Regions from separate parts of the Mus musculus genome. Here region 1 is linked to region 2. A link is a loop called in an ENCODE intact Hi-C map of the cell type or tissue named here. Cell type or tissue: left cerebral cortex. All regions are shown on one strand. Each heading gives the region's core, and the rest is flanking DNA. Links, peaks and the distances in the headings are about the cores only.

Region 1 (2,814 bases), core at 40-2,539, 64 kb before region 2:
GTAATGTATTATTCAGCTATAAAAAAAATGGCATCCTATCATTTGCAGGAAACTAGGTGGAGCTTCAGGACATGTTATGTAAAGAAAAACACATAAGCAAAACAGGTTCCACATTTGTCATATATATAAAGGAAAAACAATATAACATTTACCTAGAAGTGGAAGACTGACCACTAGATGCGGCATGGGAGAGGAGACTGATATTCTAGGGCAAATCGTACATTTTGTAACTATGTTTGTTACAGATATTAATCCCTATTTTTGTGACACGGAATCTCTTGTAGCCTTGCGCTCACTGTGCAGTAAAGAATGACCCTCCTACCTTAACCTCCTAGATAGTGGGTTTACAAGCGTGTACTGCCATGCTCAGCAATAACATACGTTATGATGAACAAGAAGTCCAGCTTCTAGGAGTGTATGTTCTCGCTGATTAAAATACAATAATTTGCAGATGACACCAAGAAGAAATGTCACCTGACAGAAAATATCAAGAAAGAAACATTGTTTTGAGCTTTTGGCATCTTCTTAGTTGATATTGAAAAGGAGCTCCTGACACAAAGATAGCAGAAGCAGAAAATCACCTGTTTTACAAAATTGTGTTCTAGTCTTGCACTAAGACTAGTATGCTTGAAGAAAACGATTCCATTGGTGTAAGTTGAGCAGTGAGGTATTTAAAATCTGAATTACAAAATCCATACATGATCAGAAGAGGTTCATACAGAAGGAATTAACCATCAGACACAAGTTAACTTCAAACCATAGCCTGATGGTATCTGAGGCTAACATGAAATTGGTTACACTTGATTATTATGTTTGACAATAGTAATCTTTAAAATCATTATTTGCTGTTTGGCAAAATCTGTTTTCAGAATTTTAAGAGAAGCTACTCATAAAATGGGGGTTGATTTCTATTCTCCAAGTGTTAATAAATCTCTTAACACACTCAGAAGTGACCTGGAGGAGTCTTTATTAGTGAGGGTCTACATGTGCACTGAGGAGTGCTCAGAAGCATCTCTGTATTATGCACTTAATGCCATTTATCAGACCTGCTACTGTGACAACCAAAGTTTCATGAAATAATACCAAATGGCCACTAGGTGGCAGTCACTGCCAGCAGGGAAGCGCTGTTGTTCAGTCAGAGACCAAATGGGGAAAGCTGTATGCACTAAATACATTCAAGTTGTGAAGTAGAGGTATATTTATTTTAATTCATACCTTGGTTAATTTATTTTTAATTTTTCTACATGTTAATCATGAAGAGAGCTTCGTACTTAAATACTACATAATAAATAAAAATTTCTTATAAAACTAAACTATAAATAAACTAAATTTTGCTTGGAACGAGGGACATACTTCAAGCATTTTTTATAACATGTAGGAGGCCCTATATTTAATTCCTAACACGACAAGAGAGAATTCCTAAAAACCTTAGCTTGAGGTCTTTCTAGAGCCACAAAATGTACTTATAGGATAGACATATTTATAATCTTATGCTTCTTCATGCTGACATAAATGCATGCCTCTTTGCCGCTAGTTTTGATAAAATACTATTGAGATAAGATCAATTTTCAGTGTTTTTCCACTTTTCTTTAGTACAATTACATAATTTACAATTAGAAAATGATATTAAAGAGTAAAATCCTGCCGGGCAGTGGTGGCACACGCCTTTAATCCCAGCACTTAGGAGGCAGGCGGATTTCTGAGTTCGAGGCCAGCCTGGTCTGAAGAGTAAGTTCCAGGACAGCAAGGGCTACAAACCAAAAAAGAAAAAAAAAAAAGTAAAATCCTCAAAGCATGGTGGAGCACATATGAAATTGCAGAAGCTGGGAGAGTGAGGCATGAGGAATACTGTGAGTCTGAGGCCATCCTAAGCTACAGAAAGGACAAGGAGTGCCAGGCTTGGTGGCACTCATCCTTAGTCCCAGCACTTGGGAGGCAGAGGCAGGCAGATCTCTTTTTTTAACCCAAGAACCATGACTGCTTTCAGTTAATAAGCATTGTGCAAAAATAACACATAGCATATAATAATAACAACAACTATCCAATGCGGAATTAATGGCTCCTCAGTGTTTTTATGATCTTTAAAGCCAGAGTTCCATTGAAAGAATGGACAGACAAAACAAAACAAAACAAAACAAAACAAAACAAAACAAAACGTCCTACAGAAGGCAGTTCACAGTTCATTTTTTCCCAAAAAATAAGAACAATAGAGTTGTGTAATCATCTTAATATCAGACACACACGCAAACTCATACACACACTTAAGACTGTATACCCACACATAAAATTATAAATAAAAATAAACGATATAAGGATTCCCTAACCATTTTACTCATCGAGAATAGACCCAGATTTTCCAGGCCTAGACCTCCATGGCCATTTGTTTATGTAACCCTGGCTTTAACAGAGCCATACAAAGACATTTAACAGTTTAAAGAGTGGCAACTCAGGAAGTACAGAGTCATGCTTCCTAAATTCAGCATGAAAAAAAATTTGCTATAGACTAGGATACATTAAAATAAAGACATCCGCTTTTGTCTGCTGTACACAGCCTCTCAACTACTTTCTGGAATGTCTTGCTAACGTTCCTTGGGTTGATGAGTTCTATACTTATGCCATTAATAAAAGATACTTTTTATTTTAATTTTTGCTGGGTTTGCATATTATTTATTACATTACAATTCTAATAGCATGGAACTACCACTACACTTTTCTTTCTTTTCTTGGTTACCACCCCATTCCTTGTTTGTTTGTTTGTTTGTTTTTGTTTTTTGAGACAGGGTTTCTCTGTGTAACCCTGGCTGTCCTGGAACT
Region 2 (2,814 bases), core at 222-2,721:
TGCCTGCCTCTACCTCCTGAGAACTGGTATTAAAGACCTTCACCTTCAGCTGGGTGCATGCCTGGTGCTCACAGAAGCCAGAAGAGGGAGTCAGAGCCTCTAGAACTGGAGTTAGAACCAGTTATGAGTTGGTGCTGGCACCTGAAGATGGGTCCTCTGTAACAGAGTCGAGCATTCTTAACCACTGAGTCACATCTCCAGTTCCTTTTGGATTTTTGAGACAATCTGGCTATGTAGTCTTGGCTGAAATCTAAGACTCTCTGACCTTAGCCCCTTGAGTGCACAACCCCTGCCTTAAAATTACCATAAAGTTTTTTCATTAAATTACTTTTTAAATTTTAAATTAATATTTTAGTATGACTCAAAAGTCAGATTAAGAAAAGTTTTGAGGGGGAGTCCAAGGGAGTTAAGAAAGGGAGATGGGAGGGTGAAAAGGACTAAAATTCTGTCTGTGTGTGTGTGTGTGTGTGTGTGTGTGTGTTAAAAGTCGACAACAATAACATCAAAACCTAGACAAAACGAACAAAAATCCAGGCTATGTAAAAAAAAAAAAACCCTACATCAGCAAACACTCTTCCCTTTCATTCCCTGTACCAAGACCTCCATGCCAGAAGATACCAATATTAACTGTTTGTTGTATATTCCCACCCCCGCAAAATCTCGAACACCCACGCCCCCCCACACCCCCCCCACACAAAAACACGAACACTCGCGAACACATCCACCCACCCACCACGCTTTTGTTTGTTTGTTTCTCGGTTTAAAAAAGGGTTTCACTGTTTAGAATACTGTCCAGGTAGGCCTTGGACCTAGGATGTTAGAAATCCTTCCGTTTCAGCCTCTGGACTTCTGGGGTTACAAGCACGGGTTAAGCTCCCGGGTTTTTTTAATGTATCTCATGAAAACGGCAGTCGAACTGTCTATAGTCACTACTTAAAAAAAAAAAAAAAAACTTTACGATTTTTCTGGCTACAAGTTTAGTATGCTACTATATTTTTGCCACTATAAGTAGTGCTGCAATGATCATTTTGCAATATCTTGGTTTTAGTTTTTAATTCTTTTTTTTTTTTTTTTTCTTTTTGAGACAGGGTTTCTCTGTATAGCCCTGGCTGTCCTGGAACTCACTCTGTAGACCAGGCTGGCCTCGAACTCAGAAATCCTCCTGCCTCCGCCTCCCGAGTGCTGGGATTAAAGGCGTGCGCCACCTTAAACTAGAATCTTATGAGACTTTTCAGTCTTTTAAAAACTGGAAATACCCCGAGAAGGCGTACCTTACTTGCTATTATCTGCTACTCACCATATAAGAAAGAGCTGAACTTGTGGTCAGGTCCCGAGTTTGAATCTTGGTTCGATCCCTAAAACAAAATCCACCGGTTCACAAGAAAACCTTTCCGTTCTGTTCGCTTTGCATAATATCGAATACCCATCATGCACTCTTTGCCGCCAATACTCTGAAATTGGGCGGGAAACCGGATGTAAAAAGTAGGGTTCAAAAAAAAAAATCTTAACTTCTTCCCTAGGATATAGGAGGTTGAGAATCCTTGAGTCCTTGTTTCTCCAGGAATTCGAAAAGTGGTGCCTCTGAAATGGGTGTGCAATTTGAAATTAAAGATAGGACTGATATCAACAGTGAATGATGCATCAACATTCAACCCACATCCATCCCTACTTCCTAATCCCTGGCAAGTGGCTGGCACACAGTGGGCAGTTCCATGGATCTTAATAACTTTGCAAGGTTGCTGCTAGCTGGAACCCAAGGCCAAGCAAGACTTGCTCTACTATGCCCCCTTCTGGTCACATGGATATGACTGGAGAAATGGACTACATTTCCCAGGATGCCTTGGAGAGACTTCCGTCCAATCTGGAAGGTTGTTGGCGCACGCGATTGAAGCGGCGCACTCGGAGTAAACGCGGCTGGCGGTAGTACGTGTGTCTTTTTGCTGAGGGCAGTTATGTTTCTCCAATATTACCTCAACGAGCAGGGCGATCGCGTTTATACGCTGAAGGTAAGGGGAGGAGGAAACAGCTATATATCAAAAGGACGAGAAATTTAGATGGGAGGAACAGTTGGAACCGGCCTGCGCAGCCCACTGAGTGGAGCCATGTCGGAGCCAAAACGTGGTAGATAGGCAGTGGCTTCTTTTTCTGACCACGCGATCTCCTGGCCTCAGGTCACCCATTTTCTTGTTTCTTTCTATCACACCACTCATATTGAGATATTTTTTATTTTTCCTTGAGCAGAAATTTGACCCTATGGGACAACAGACTTGCTCCGCCCATCCTGCTCGGTTCTCCCCAGATGACAAATATTCAAGACACCGAATCACCATCAAGAAACGCTTCAAGGTGCTCATGACCCAGCAACCGCGTCCTGTCCTCTGAGGGCTCGTTAATCTTTTACGCTGCTCATGCCTCGGCCTATTATCAGCAACCAAACGCGTCAATCTGTAAGCCTTGAAGCCTTCCCATGCTGTTTGGAATCCTATCTCACTCACCACGTGAATGAGTCTATACTGATGGGCCTCGCCTGTAAAAGGAACAATATTTTTCTTTCTTTTTTTCATGCCAGGTTATTAAAGATATAGTGAACTGAAAGTTCATTTTGTGTGTTGTTGGAGGAAGAGATGGGGGAAGGGTAGTACCGTTGGTAGTACAAGGCCACTTGAGAACATTCGTAAGCCCTCATTGTAGCAATAGAACTGTGTGCCATCGACGATAGGGTGTTGGGGGGAAAAAGGCTGTGAAAGACTCCTACAAAGGTCAGCATTCCCTGGAAAACTACTGTCTAATTGTGGGCCCTTTAAAAAATATTCT

The links. Peaks named below come from ENCODE experiments on the same cell type or tissue, not always from the same donor. Only the 100,000 strongest peaks of a DNase experiment are listed, where the experiment ranks them.
Region 1: it touches region 2 in a loop (5-fold over the local background); 6 of 42 quality-filtered maps call a loop at or near these places.

What each region holds. Positions count from the first base shown.
Region 1 is chr2:112,195,974-112,198,787 of GRCm38, forward strand. No RefSeq gene overlaps it. Among named protein-coding and RNA genes, the nearest start is that of Olfr1318, 41 kb to the left of the region's middle. In left cerebral cortex, for the core only: a CTCF peak has its summit at 1,102 (motif pointing right); DNase peaks (open chromatin) are centred at 1,097 and 1,567.
Region 2 is chr2:112,260,072-112,262,885 of GRCm38, forward strand. Nop10 (NOP10 ribonucleoprotein) reads left to right here and starts at 1,855. Exons shown (of 2, transcript NM_025403.4): 1 at 1,855-2,006; 2 at 2,242-2,814. The coding sequence starts at 1,953. The coding sequence ends at 2,382. In left cerebral cortex, for the core only: a CTCF peak has its summit at 1,785 (motif pointing left); DNase peaks (open chromatin) are centred at 1,837, 2,298 and 2,713; H3K4me3 peaks cover 944 bases; H3K27ac peaks cover 842 bases.